Regions from separate parts of the Mus musculus genome. Here region 1 is linked to region 2. A link is a contact called in ENCODE Hi-C or POLR2A ChIA-PET data. All regions are on one chromosome and are shown on one strand. The core of a region is the stretch at or near the end of the contact, and the rest is flanking DNA. Distances in the headings are between cores, read along the strand shown. Region 1 holds the start of Elob (elongin B). Region 2 holds the start of Kremen2 (kringle containing transmembrane protein 2).

The links. Hi-C counts contacts between places; a loop is a spot of excess contacts on that map. ChIA-PET counts read pairs that join two places held with the same protein, here RNA polymerase II (POLR2A).
Region 1: a loop to region 2 is called in a map of heart, with 2.0 times the contacts of the local background. The contact joins the promoter of Elob here to the promoter of Kremen2 in region 2. A Hi-C loop is called at or near these places in 1 of 37 maps with a recorded cell type or tissue (heart). POLR2A ChIA-PET finds 5 or more read pairs at or near these places in 2 of 5 experiments (Patski and embryonic stem cell).

The regions. Positions count from the first base shown.
Region 1 is chr17:23,824,302-23,831,497 of GRCm38, forward strand. It overlaps Elob (elongin B), which reads right to left and starts at 4,808. Exons shown (of 4, transcript NM_026305.2): 1 at 4,782-4,808; 2 at 4,543-4,677; 3 at 3,167-3,272; 4 at 439-678. The coding sequence starts at 4,784. The coding sequence ends at 566. It overlaps Srrm2 (serine/arginine repetitive matrix 2), which reads left to right. Exons shown (of 15, transcript NM_001368687.1): 15 at 1-440.
Region 2 is chr17:23,742,192-23,749,488 of GRCm38, forward strand. It overlaps Kremen2 (kringle containing transmembrane protein 2), which reads right to left and starts at 3,638. Exons shown (of 10, transcript NM_028416.2): 1 at 3,548-3,638; 2 at 2,744-2,912; 3 at 2,352-2,526; 4 at 1,562-1,653; 5 at 1,364-1,488; 6 at 1,029-1,182; 7 at 371-703; 8 at 166-291; 9 at 6-84. The coding sequence starts at 2,834. 9530082P21Rik (RIKEN cDNA 9530082P21 gene) reads left to right here and starts at 7,045. Exons shown (of 3, transcript NR_015472.2): 1 at 7,045-7,297.

The DNA.
Region 1 (7,196 bases), core at 3,558-6,057, 83 kb after region 2:
TTTGTATGCCTTCCCTTGAACCTTGGCAGCATCTTGAGGGGAGAGCGTCCTCTCCCACCCACCCTTTTTTTTTTTTTTTTTTTTTTTGGTTCCTGTGAAATGTTGATCTCTGTGAGTTTTTCCTGGTTCTTGTGTTTTGGGGGTTGGAGTGGGAGGGAGGGAGTCTAGGGAGGGAGGGGCACAGCTCAGGACATCTAGGCCTCAGATTGTGATGATCCAGGGAGTTAGCTCCCTAAATTCTTGGGTGACTGATGGTTTAACTTGGTAAGTTGTAATCTTTCCTGAAAGAGGAAGGAGCTGAAGTTGGTTGGCCCTGCTGCACCCCCTTACAAGGTTGTGAGGCCCTCTCCCCCCCAACTTTGTTTAAGGCATTTTGGTTTTTTAAAATCTGTACAGTAAAAGCAACTTTTTCTGTCAAATAAAAATGAGAAATGCAGTAATTGGTCTGTAGTCTTTACTTGGGGTTAAGAGTTCTGTGAACAAGAGGGAACAGAAAAGTCAATCAGGTAGACAGCCAAATTTTTTTTATTGGGGAAATGGGTCTCTAGGGGGTAGGCCTAGGCCCTCACTGCACAGCTTGTTCATTGGCACTGCCTCCAGAATCCTGTGGCTTCATCACATCTGGAAGCTCTGGAGGGCTGGAAAAGGGCTCGATGCGGAGAGCTTCGAAGGTGTCATCTGGGGAAGGGGTATAGAAGATTCTCAGCGTTTCCATTCATTGACTTGTATCAACCATCAAGGCCATAACCCTCCCCACCTTGGTTGCCTGACTTGGCAATGGTATGATGACTTCTGTCCTCAGAGGCCTAACTTTGCCTCTGACCCCATTACATGTCATTGATAAAGACCCCCAACCCCCAGCTTTGTGCTTGTCTGGCAAGTATCAACCTCAGAATTCTTTAATCCTGGTTTCCAGTGTCCACAGTCAGTACAAAACATGAACTCCACTTTCTATCTTTTCTCCTGTTTGTGTCCACCTAGAAATTCCTTACCTGGCCCTCAATGCTACTGGTTGGTAAAATTAGTAAGGAAGACGGCAAAGAGCTGGGGTTTGATCAAGAAAGAAGTCAAGGATGTAGATGTGCTTTCTATTAAGAGCAAAGGTTTAGAAACTGACCATCAGCCAAGTGGTGGTGGTCCACGCCTTTAATCTTAGCACTTGGCTGGGCAGCTAAGGTTACACAAACTTCTGGGGGTTGGGGGAGAATGAATTCTCATTCCTGTTACTGGTCTAGTTAAAACGCCATTTGCCAAACCTTCCTAATAGCCTTCAGCCTTCAGTATGGACATTTGAGTGGCAGCAGCAGTGAAAGCAACCTAATTAGGTCCAGAAACCTAATGCTGTCAGCTGCTTCCAGAAGTGCTTCTGCAAATCCTGCCATTAACACATTCCATTGGCCTGAGGGGTAATAAAGCCTCTGGTCCAGTCTTGCCCATATCTAATGCCATATCAGGAGTTGTGTGCCCTTAGCTTTGACATAACAACCTAACTTAGCTTACGCAGACAAGCTGTATTTTAGCCACAGGAACCCACGCAAAAGGGGATCTATCTGGCCCGTGTATCTTCACCAGCCCTATAAGTGCCTCATTGCTGACTCACAGGCTACTAGTTACCTTGGAGCAGATACCTCCCAGGATATTTATCGTGATAAAAGGATATTTGCAGCAAGCCCTTGGGGGGGGGGGGGCTATGGAGATGGAAATTCCAGGCTGGGTGGGGCAGGGACAATCGGCTATGCATAAGGATATATAGCTTGGTGAGCTGAGGTTTACTTTACAAAAACTAAAAAGGATAATTTACACTTCTATTTCTTTTCCCATCTTAGCCTCTTTCTAGAGTATGTATATGGGCTTTCATGTATGTATGTATGTGTGCCAATGAAGGCCAAAGGCACTGATTTTCTGGAACCGAAATGAACAGTTGTAAACTACCATGTGGGTACTGGGAACTGAACCCAGGTCCCCTGCAAGAGCCAGTATTCTTAATTGCTGAGCCATTTTTCTACATTTTATTCCCCATATACACAGTCCTTGGGGTTCACAGCTGTGAAAACAAGTCCGAGGACCATCCCTCTTTAAAATCTCAGAGGCAAATAATAAAATTATTAAATCTCTACCTGCCTCTCATTGCCTAGCTGTCCTGGAACTCCCTGTAGACCAGGCTGGCCTCAGCATAGGATTAAAGGCATGCACCATAGGTATAACATGATCTAACTTTCCCAAATCACTTGCTTCACTTGTCGTGTCTATCTGGCACAATCTGTCGGGGTGTGGTAGCACACACCTTTAGTCCCAGCACTCGGCAGGCGGATTTCTGAGTTCGAGACCAGCCTGGTCTACAGAGTGAGTTCCAGGACAGCCAGGGCTATAACAGAGAAACCTTGTCTCAAAAAAACAAAAACAAACAAACCCCAAACAAACAAAAAAGGTGATTTGCTAAATCTGGCATGGTATCTGTTCCAGCCAAGTAAGTGCATTATAGTCTGCCTGTCATCTATAGCACTTCATTGTCCTAGTTTCAAAATCTGCAAAGTGAAGACAATGGCCTCACAAGGCTACTATGAAAAAATTAGGCGGAGCTGGGTTCAGTGGGGAATATCTTTAATCCCAGCACTTGAGAGGCAGAGCAAATTACAGGTCAGCCAGGACTAAACTCTGGGTCTAAAAAACAGAAAACCAAACTATATAGATAAACTCTTTCTAGAAAACAAACAAAAAGATCAGGTGGAATAAGGCCATGGACTCAATAAATCCTGTTAAAAATGTGGGTGGTACCAGGAACCTACAAGTTACCTTTAATTTCCACACCTCTTGTTTATGTTTCAAGTTTTAAAAATTATGTGTATGGGCCCTTTGCATGTAAGTCTGCTCCAAGTACATGCCTGGTGCTCAAGAACACTAAAGAAGGCTTCAGTCCCCTGATGTACAATTACACTTCTGACCTAGAATGGAACCCAACTCCTCTGGAAGAGCTACCCTTAAATTGCTGAGCTATGTCTCCAGTCCCTATGCTTTGTTTTTTAACAAGGAAACAAATACTTCATGATCTTTGTGGACTGAAAAGGTATTCCCTAAAAGCTCAGAGGAGCAGTATAGGCTTCCAAAGTTGTTGTTCTTTGGATGTTACCAGATGCTAGCTACCATCCATCCAGGTTAGCCATCTTACCTGCTCGGAAGGCCAGGCCCACTGTGGCTGGGGCCTGTGGCCGTGCTGTCTGGCTAGTGAAGCCACACTCGCCCAGAGTTTTGCCATCATCAAGGAGCTGGTCATCCTGAAGAGAGAAGCAGGGTTTAGGGAGAGGTCCTAAGGTCCCAAAGACAGCCAACTTAGGTGAGGAACTTAGGAAGAGGCATCCCTAAGTATAAAACACATATTCCAGGACTATATCCAAGAATTTCCAGCTCTGACTGCACTGATGGCTTACAGCAGCTAAAAGCTCTGGCAGAGACTTCCAAGGGCATTTTCTAGCACCCATATAGATTGGTTCACAATTCCACTTCCATGAGATCTGATCCCTTTGGCCTCCAGAGCACCTGAGCACCTGGACTGTATGAGAGCAGGTATCACACACACAAAAATAAAACTCACAGGCCTCTGAATTCTGGCTTTTCCAAGCTCTCTAGATATATCTAATTCAAAAGGTAGTTGGAATTTTTTTTTTTTTTGAGAAAATATCTCAAACAGTATTTTGTTCTTGAAATTCTGATCCTCCTACATCTAGCTCCCAAACAGGATTATTGCCCAGTTTTTTCCGCCTGGTGATCTAACCTAGGCTTTCATACAGGTTATGTTAACACTAAACACAGCTGCACCCCTGAGTCCTATCAAGTTTTTCTCTCCACTCCCCACCTTTCTTTTAAAAATCAACCTTAACCTTAAAACGGGAATTATGAGGAGCATAGAAAGCAGCACTAAAAACACTATGTGGTTCCTAGACCAGCAGAGGGTCTTTCAAGAAAAAGATCAGTGGGTATCAGTGAGAAAAGCCCTTTAGAGACATGAATCCAGGCTCTAATCTGGAGTTACAGCTGGAATTAGCTCAATGTATTTAGATTACTGGCACGCTTCTGGGAAGCCTGACTCGGGATTGGGGCATGAGGACCCAACTCCGCAGGCTAGCTTATTCAAAACTGGAGCTGGCTTCTGGAGGTGAGCTTGAATGCCAAGTGTTTCTAGAACATCAGAAGACTGGCGAGGGTAAACACTGGCTGGGTGAATCACTGGTGGGATCTTGACCTATCTTCTAAACAACACTTGCATTCCTCGAGTTCCACCCCACCCTGTGACAGTGGGATTCCGGTGGGCTCCCGACAGGCCGAAGGTGGCTAGCCAGGAACAAACCCTGGCTCTGCCACGACCTTCGGCTGCGTAAGATTATCGAGGCCTCGGTTTCCCCAACCGCTGAGCAAGACGGCCTGGCAGGGCGGGGCGGCTGCCGGGAGACCTGATGCTGCCGGCTCTTCAGCACGATCAAGAGACCTCCTTGTTAAGTGTCCTGTCTGGACCCCCGCGCGCGCAACCGCCACGCCCGCTCGTCGCACCTTGTAAAGCCGCTGCTCCTCTGGCGGCCGCTTGAGGATGCCCTCGACGATGCGCTTCAGTTCGAACACGGTGCTCGACTCCTTGGCGTCCGTAAAGATGGTGGTCTTGTGGCGCCGGATCATGAGAAACACGTCCTGAGGACGGCGGGCCCGCGTCAGCGCTAGCCCGCGGCCCCCGGCGTGGCCCCGGAGCCCCCGCCGCCCCCGGCCCCGCGCCCCTCCCCCCCGCGCCCGCTCACCATCCCGGCGGCTGCTTCTGGCTCGACGCGCCGGCGCGGCCGCGCTCCGCCCCTTCCCGGCAGCCCAAGCGCGACCCAGCGTGCTCTGCGCGGCCCCGCCCGCCCCGCCCCCTATCCTGCAGCCCCTCCCACGCCGTTGCGGCCATCTTAAGCGATCCGGAAGCCACTTCCTGTGCTTGGCCGCCATCTCGGTGTCTGGGTTATAGGTGGTTATATATTGAGCCCGTCTCGGATCCGTGGTGCAAGCTGGGCTTGCTTTGGGGCGTAGAGAGTGAGTCACGGAGAGCTACTCATGCATATCTGCCATGAACAATTTTATATGAGTGTTTTATCTGCATTTATGCCTATGCAACTGTTACATGCAATGCTTGGGAAGGCCAGAAGAGGGCCGTCGGGTCCTCTGGTCGTGTGGGGTGCAGGAAATCGAACCTAGCTAACTCCTCGAAGAACAGCCAGTCCTCATAATCATCGAGCCATCTCTCCAGCCCACGTTTATTTATGGGTCAAGCTCTTGCAGGGAATGTGAGGGGTAACTTTACAGCCATTTTGAGACGATGTACAATTTTGGATCTAAGATCACCACTGTGTATTCTCCTCATCCAGCTCTAGGCTTGGGTCTAAGGGTTTGTTAAATCCAATTCAGCCATGCTTTGTGGCCTCTTAGGAGCTAGAGAAACTATTGCTCTTCGAGACTTCTGCTGTAGTTATTAGGGTCCACTCTAGCTAGACTTGGCCACCTGGTCCCAGTACACCAACTAAAAAGTGTTAATAGTGAAAAGCATTGATAGGTTTACTTAATGTGGCCATAAGAAGAGGTCCAGTGACTTTCCCAAGTCGACTGTGGAGTTTGTTTAAACTGAAATGGAACAAATGAGTAGTGTTAGGCAAGGTATGGCCCATCATTTGACTGTCCTACAAGATGGCCTGATGAGCTGTGACATCTGTTTCAGGTCAAACCCTTCCTTATTCCAACATGAGATTCCTGGGGAAATCCTGATTACTTGGAGACCATTGTTTTTAACAGCCTTGAGAAGGCTAGGCTGACTTCACGACAGACTTCAAATTGGCAGTTAAGGACACTAGGCCTAAAAACTGGGCAAGTCCAGGGAAGTCAATTGATGATTTAAAAAAACAAAACAAAACAAAACCCTAGGCTCCAGCCTTCATGTCCAGGTAATGGACTGTCCCAACTACCTCGTCTGATGCAAGGACAGTGGGTCAGCAGCAGTTTCCAGACATCCTCAGCTACTTAGTAACAGTTCCCAGACCTCCCCAGCAAGTTTCTAGTCCCCACACCATGTTAATAGAATTCTGTAGAGATGTGCACAACAGATTAACATAGAGGTCACCTACACTGGAATTCTCTAATGTGCTTTAAATCAGGCCTGAAAGCTCACTTGGGTGTCTCTATCTTGGTAATAGGAGACCCCAGCATGCTGGACTTGTGCAGCTTAAAACATTCTTTGCATTTACATACTATTTGAGTCTGGGGTATCATTCTTTGGAGAATCATGTATCCTTACAGACTGATAGTCAAAGAGGGGTGGGGAACAAAAGGACAGTGGCTCTTTGGATTATCTTCATTCCTTTTACTATCTCTGGTACATTTCCTGGGACTGAAGAAGACAGGATATTGTCCTCTCCCTCCAGGAACCTGGGTCAACAGCTCACCTTCCGTCCTAGATTCAGTTCCCAGAAAGGTCTGTAGGCTTGATTTTTCAGACCCTTCGAACACTGATTTGTGCCATCCTAAATTATAAGACCAAAGGCCCTCTCAGCTTCTCTGCCAGTGGTGGGCAACCATCAGAGTTTCAGACAAGGCTAATGGGTGGCCCTAAGTTGTAGGATCTGGGAGAATTGTCTGTCTGAGCTTGTTAGGGAAATAGGAACAAAGTGCTAACTAGCTCTGTTTGGAGCAAGTTTTCCTGATACTCTTAAGCCAGGCTGGCCTTGAACTCAGTAGCCACCATACCTACCTAGAGTGAGCTTTCCTCATTTTAATCATATTACAATACTAAATTCTCTGCTAGAGACATTCCCACCCTATTTAAACATTTTTATTTTTAATTATATGTTTGTGTGGGGTCTGTACATGTGAGTGTCGTGCCTGGGAGGCCAGGGGTTCCCTGTAGCTGGAGTTACAGGTGGTTGTGGACTGACGGCCATGGGTGGTAGGAATTGAACTCAGGTCCTCTGCAGAGCAGTATGTACTGTTTTAACCAATGGGTTCCTACTTAATTATTTTGGTGGCCTGGGCTGGCCTTGAGGTCTCAATTTTTCTACTGCCAACCTCCTGACTGAGTGCTAGGATCATAGGTATATACCACAATTTCCTGTTTTTTTTTTTTTTTTTTTTTTTGTTGTGTGGGTTTTTTTTTGTTTTTTTTTTTTTTGAGACAAGATCTCACTATGTAG
Region 2 (7,297 bases), core at 2,388-4,887:
CGCACCGTCGACGCAGCAAACGCAGTAGGGACAGGAGCAACAGCAGCAGCACAGAGAAGGCCGTCACGGTGGAGAAGACTCGGGCTGTGGGCACAGGGGTGTGATGAGGACAGGCCTCCGAAAAGCCACTCCTTGTTTAACTCCCACCTTGTAAATCAGCCTCACCACCTATCGAAGCCTGTGCAGCTCCGGGCTTGGGGCTGCAGCTCGCGTTAGCCCCATCGGGGTCCCCTGCGAGACTCTCAGTTGAATCCTCTGGAGATGCTCTGCCCTCCACTGTATCCTGCAGCCCTGCGGAGAGAGGTGTGAGGCGAGGTGGCCAGGAGTGCGGTTGTGTGGGCGGCGTCAGAAGGACTGGCCCCTGGCTCACCGCGGTAGGTGAGCGCGAAGCCTTGAGCATGGCCTCTTGCGTCGCTGCGGAAGGTGAGCAGCAGCGCAGCAGTGCGCAGGCGCAGCGGTCCCGGAGGCGGCGGATGGGCGCCGTCGAAGGCACGGAGTAGGTTGCCGGACGAGACGTCGCGTAGCTCCAGCCGGTCTCGAGAATCAGCCAACTCGAAGAGGCGGAAGGTGAGTTCTAGCACAGCGCCCAGTTGGCCCAATACCCAGCTGCAGTTCCGGTCTGGTCCATACTCATCCGGAAAATCCGGGGAGTAGATGACTCCTTGAGGAGCCGACCAGTTTCCCTGGCAGGAGCCCACAGACACTGCGGGCAGAGCAGGCGGTCAAGAAACAAGAGGCCAGCTTGGCTTTCTTTCCAGCGCAGGTGGAAAGAGTCCCCTTTTCGAGCTAGGTCTCATTCCCACCCCAGTACTGGCACCGCTCAGTTTCTTTAAATAGGCCCCTCCTTCGAACCAATTCCTAATTAAGTGCTGGCTTCACCATCAGGTTCAGCCTCAAGTCCTTTACAGATCCTGCCTTCATTCTTAGTCTCCTTAACACGCCCCATTCCAACAGAAGGCTTCCTGATTCCACTCCTAGTGGAGGAATGGCACATTAGACTCCACCCTTCATTCTGGTCTACGTCTCACCTTCATAGATGCCTAGTCGTCCATCGCCTCCACAGAGCTGGCCTGGGTGGCCAAAACAGATCTGGTCACAGTCGGTGGCAGGGGCTGGACGTCCGCGGGCCAGGTCACTTTCAGAGCCACAGAAGCAGGCATAACCAGCCTCCACACCAGCCAGCTGGGAGCACAGACTGGGTGACCCCAAAGGCAGGGATGGTGGATATGGGTGAGTAGTGGGGCGGGAAGTAGGGAATTGGTGGGGTTCAGAAGTTAGTGTCAAGTTTGGCATTTGTGTTGGGAGCTGGGTAGGGTGCTGAGGTCAAGGTCAGGGGTCACTGGCCTGGGCTCTAGGACAGTACCTGGTAGCCCTTCATGCGGCAGAATCGAAGGCACACTTGGACAGTGAGCTTTGTGGAGGTGCCACTGGGACCACTGAGAGCAGGGGGTGCCCCAGAGTCCACGAAGCAGCCCAGGTACCCAGGCACTGTGGAGGGAGCAGAGTCAGTGTCTCACCTCTGAGTGACCCTCCGGCTGGGTGGGCTCTTGACTTTACTCACTGTGACATGTGGGGATATCACAGTAGCGCCAGTAGATGCCCTCTTCTGTCTCTGCCACGTAGCACCAGGGCTGCACATCACCGTCTGGGTTCCTGTGGTCCGGAGGGAGATAGTGAGAAGGCCACTCTCTGGCCTATGGTCTATGCTGTGTGGCCACCGAGAGAGCCGGTTCCTCTCTTGTCAGTACATTCTCCACCCACCTGCTCCGGGATGCTGACTTTTCCAAGAGGAGGAAAGGCTCTATAAGAGCCTGAAAGGTTTTTGTTTTGTTTTGTTTTGTTCTGGTTGTTAGACTTGACCTGACTTCAATGGGTCCTCACTACTCTCTTGCATACAGCTGGTGCAAATCGTAAGCCCTAAGCTTTATGGCTGGGCAAAAAAGTGGCCCCCTTTCCAGCCCCTGACTGATAATGCTCCAAACGAAAGCTGTGTCTTTGAACTCCTCATATGAAGGATTGTAGAAGTTGCTCAAGCAAGTAGGGCAGAGCCAGTCAAATCATTCCAGGGGGCGGATCCAACCAGACAAGGCATCCCAGGGCCTCTTGAGGGTGTAAGCCTTTGTGCTGGCTCTGACTGGCTTTGCAGAAAAAACGGTCACATATCTTTAAAAGCCGGGTTTTTGCAAACCTTGCGAACCTCGTTTGAGATAGGGCCCACCTTAAATCTTTCTGAGGGTACTGTACCAGGCCAGAGCAGACGCCTCTCTGTCCCTCCTCCTGCCACCACTGGTCCAGCCTTGCTGAAGCGCACCCTCCCACCCACCCACCCACCCCAGAACCCCCCTCCTCACCTACAGAAGTTATGCGCACCCAACCCCCAGCGGCCCTGAGGGTCGCTGGCGCTGCTGTAGCTGTGCTGCTGTGTCTGGTCCCAGAAAAGACAAGGGCGTCCAGCTCCGCGTGGGCCGGTGTAGTTCTGGTGGCCTCGGTAGTCAGCGCCGTTCACCTGGAAGCATTCGGACAAGCCTGCCCGGCAACCGCGGGATCTGGAGAAGTCTGGACACCCACTGGGCCTCCTCAAGCCTGGTCCCAGCCAGTACTCCCCAGTTCCCATCCCCGAGGGGGCCTTCGGGTTGCTCAACTGCTCCACCCACCTGCTGTCCCGCCTCTCCAGCTTTGGGACCCCTTCCCTGGGGCCCAGGAGAGAGCAGTGACTTTGGCCTGGCCACCTTGCCTTACTCACCTGGACTGTGCAGGCTCCCTGCTGAGGCCCCGTGCAGCCGCAGCAGCAATGGGAAGAGGAGGAGGAAGCCCTGCAGATGTGGTGTCCCCATCTTCCCTAATCAAAGAGATGGTGCCTTGGACGGAACACGGCCTGGGACACCCACGGGGTCTAGGATCTCCCAGGTGACCTGAGGAGCAGGGGGCGTTGTCCTTTGATCGTCAGTCCTGATCTTACTTTTGTTGGCGCTGCCGGTCTGAGACCAGGAAATACCTTCCCGGGATCTCTACCCGGCTGTCGCTCTTCAGGGGTCTCTAGGGAAGGTATCTGGCCGGAGGTGACTTCAGGCTCGGCTTTCTAGCTCTGGGTCCTGCCTGGGTCCCCACACTCACCCCATCGAACTGTGCCTTGCACCTTGAGACTCCCTCACCCAGGTTTCTAAAGCACTGCCTCCTGCCCCCCTTGTGTCCCTACAAGTCCCTCCCCTCTTGTCCCACACCCCCTAGGGAAGGCTGGAAGCCCCGCCTGCGACTGCAGCGCAGGCAGCAGGTCCAGACGCCTCCCACGCCTGATCCCCGGGACCCCCACCGTCCCAACACATGCCTCCCACCCTTTCTTCTTTCTTTTCCATGGTCGGTGTGGGTTCTATTGGGAGAGTATGGAGGGACACATACCAGGTTAACAGACCTCTAGAGGACCCTAACGGGAGAGTTACAGGGCTCCCTCCCACGACTGCACCCAGTCAAAAGGACACAGGCACCCAGATTTAAGTGCGCGCGCGCTCCCATTCAATCCATTCATTCATTGTAAGACGCTCACACGCACATTTTCCCGGAATCCTCACGCTTCTGTCTCCCCAGGTCCCGCCGCGGCTGGCTTGAATAAGAAAACGCCACTCCCTGACCCTGATCGCGGGAGACAGACAGGAATCGTGGACGCTTAGTCCACGACAGGCAGGGGCAGCTGGTGTCTGGGGAGGAAGGCAGCTGCGCCCCCGGTTCCAGCCCGCCCCCTCTCCCGTTTCCATTTCTTCCACTCCCTAGGACCCCAGCCCAGGCTCTCCGGAGCCTTGCCTTGGCGGAATTCCCCAAGCGGTGCCCCCCACCTGGAGGGGAGGGGGAGGGGAGCAGGCCCAGGCAAGCGTGGGGGGAAATTCCCCGCCCCCTCCCCCTGAGCCCGACTCCTCCGAGTCCTCTGATCTCCCAGTGCTGCCCCGGGGCTTGGGGGGAGGCCAGCGCAGGTGCGTGGGAGGGCGGGGGCGGGGACCCGGGGAGGGAGATGGGGGGGTGGGGGACTCTAGGCAGCCCTACCCTGTCCAGACCCCTTGCCCATCAGACCAGCCTGCCCACCCTTTACTAACTAACCTCTGTATACCTTGGACCCAGGTTGACTTGACCCAGCTCTGACCGTCCTGAGAGCGTTTGCCACCTAACACACGTCCTGAAGCAGATGGAGAAACAAGATTCACAGGGAGCATTCTGAGAGGCCCAAGTGTACGTGGCAGAGATCAAAGATTAGCTGTGGGAGCCCTACAGTTGTGTAGCTGGCGCCCCATGCGAAGGTTCTTGGGGCTACCACAAGTTGCGAGGGGGTGGAGGGAGTGCGATAGAGGTGGGGTATTCCAAGGAGACGGACTTGCTTTAGGTTGTAGGCTAGTGAGTGGCGCCTCCTCTGGCAGCTCGCTCAGCAGCCAAGATGAGGATCCAGCCGGGAGTCCCCCTCTTGTACTGACTCTACCAGAGCCCTCCAGATATCTAACAAGGACACTCCAAGAAGACCTGTCTGTCCTTCCCTTTCCACCGGAGGGCAAAAATGAATGTTGAAGCTCTGTAGTTTTCCCCTCACGTTTTATGTGAGGGTCAGTCCAGTGGAGGAAGAAGCGAAGAACACAAGTGAATGTCCATGATCTCATGCATGGCAGAGTTGGCCAACGAACAGTGGGCCTTAAAACAACTCTCCAGAGTTTAGGATGGATCTGCCCAGTCCTGTCTCCTGCAAAGGGACAAGGGAGAGAGATGGTATTCAGTTACCAGGCTGGGGACACTGAGTGGAAAGAGGAAGTGTGTTCCTGCCACAAGTTCCAGTCTGGGGTGGCTGAGGAACCTTTGAAAAGTAAGACAGGCCACATGCCCCGCACCACTAACACACACACTTCCCCAGCATTCCACACTCAGCCCTGTGCAGGCAGCAGCTTGTCAGCATTCCCATGGCCCTAGGGGAACATTTGCACCTCCCCATTCTGCAGGTCCATGAACTGGGGCTCAGAGGCCTTTGGCAACTATGGGCTCACTAGCTAGTCAGTGTTGGAGCCTGGTTTCAAGTAGAGTCTGCTCTAGGTGCTGGGCACTGACACCGTTGTTCCTATCACATCTTTGGGGTTCTCTAACTCCACAGAACCATGTGGCTAGGGAGGGACACCAGGTAGCTCTCTCTCTCTCTCTCTCTCTCTCTCTCTTTCTTTCTCTTGTTCTTTCTTTCTTTCTTTCTTTCTTTTTGTTTTTATTTATTTTTTTATTTTTTTCCAGTCAGGGTTTCTCTGTGTATCCCTGACTGTCCTGGAACTCACTTTGTAGACCAGGCTGGCTTTGAACTCAGAAATCCACCTGCCTCTGCCTCCCGAGTGCTGGGATTAAAGGCGTGTGCCACCACACCCAACAGCTCTCTCTTTAGAAAAAAAAATTATATATTTTTAGACAGGGTCTTACTTGTAGCCCTGCTGGACTAGAGCTTGCCATAATAGACCATGTTGGACTGGAACTCACAGTATTCCCCTGCCTCTGCCCCCTGCATGACAGAATTAAAAGTGTTGGCCACCATGCCCACCTTCTAGTTCTCTTTGTCCAGGACCATAAGTCCCATTACTTTCCCCACACCTCCACTGAGAGCTGCGATCCCACTGCAGGCTCCCTGGGAGAGCTTTTTCACAGCTGGAGAAACCAAAGTACTGAAAGTTAGTATAGGGTCACAGTGCCTAAGACCCTGACCCTGGTGAACAAAGAAGCTTCCTGATCTGTCACTACCTGCACATACTTGTTATGTGGCGACAGCAGAGAGACAAGAACAGAAAACTTGGACATGAGGGTGGGTGGCCTTTGCTTGTATTTCCTTGGAAGCACATGATATCAGGTTTGTCCAGCTCAAGGTGTGTGTGTGTGTGTGTGTGTGTAGAGAGAGACATTGGGTGGCATTACCCCAGGACATTTCCCAGGGTGCATTTGAGCCCATCAGAGTGAGGGTAGATGCCAATGCAGACTCAGCAAAAGGAACCCCACAATTCTCAGTTGGATATCCGGGTCTCTCAGCGGTGGCACGTGGTGTTCTGCATGCATGCCTGCTTTCACACTTCCCCTCCCCCACCTCAGAGTCTGCTTGTCTTTCTCACTTCCCGATAATTACACCTTCCTCTCTGAATCACACCTTCCTTGGTCATAGGTCATAAGTAAGACGTTGTGTAGGTGCCATTTGATGCTTTGGGTCTCAAAAGCCTACTGCTATACCATGTCCGTTTCCTCTGTCTGCACCACCACCTGGCCAACTGTGAGAGAGAGGGCTGCCTCAGTGTACTTCAGTGAGAAGTGAGAGGGCTGCCTCGGCTGCCTCAGTGTACGACGCTCACCTTTTTTTTTTTTAAAAAGATTTATTTATTTTATGTATATGGGTACACTGTAGCCGAACAGATGACTGTGAGCCATCATATGGTTGTTGGGAATTGAATTTTTAGGACCTCTGTCTGCTCCAGTCAACTCTGATCACTCAGTTCCTGCTCGCTCCAGCCCAAAGACTTTTATTATTATACATAAGTACACTCACTGTAGCTGTCGTCAGATCCCTTTGTCGGGTGGTTGTGAGCCACCATGTGGTTGCTGGGATTTGAAATCAGGAACTTCAGAAGGGCAGTCAGTGCTCTTACCCGCTGAGCCATATCACCAGTCCCACACTCACCTTCATTGTAACATAAGCTGCTGCTGGCTTGTCATAAGTGCTCACAGCCTGTCGGGGCTAGGGAACACTCAGCCATGGATACCCATGACTTTGTTCATCTAAATTTCTTGAGCTTCCTCTGCCTCAGTTTCCCTACTGGGATGCCACAGTTGGGGAAATATGTGTCCAGCAGTTTTGCAAGTCTTGCCTCTGGGAGGCACAGAGGGTAGCTACCTTTGCTATTTACATCTGCCTCCAGCCTCTAGGGGGTGCTAGAGAACTGTTTCCAGAGAACTCTCGGTGATTTATTGGAATTTGCCATTCTGGACTAGGTTGGTAATTCTGAGAGGTGGAGTCAGTTTGTCTGCTCCAGCCATAAAATTCTTCTGGAGGGGCCTCTCAGGAAGGGCGGCTACTGACCTGGGGCTATGGGTTATGCTGGTTCTTCGTTGCCCCTCCCTCACAGGAGGCCTGGGAAGGAAAGGTTTCACTTTCGAAGGATGAGATGGCTAAACAGAAAGGCCCTGTCCAGTCATTTGCAATCAGACTTCGCCTGGTGGTTGCTACACTGACTGACTTGAGGGGGTGTCAGGGGTGTGGGGACCTCTGGGAAGAAGATCCTGGAGACCCAACAGTAGTTGGTGAGGAACCACC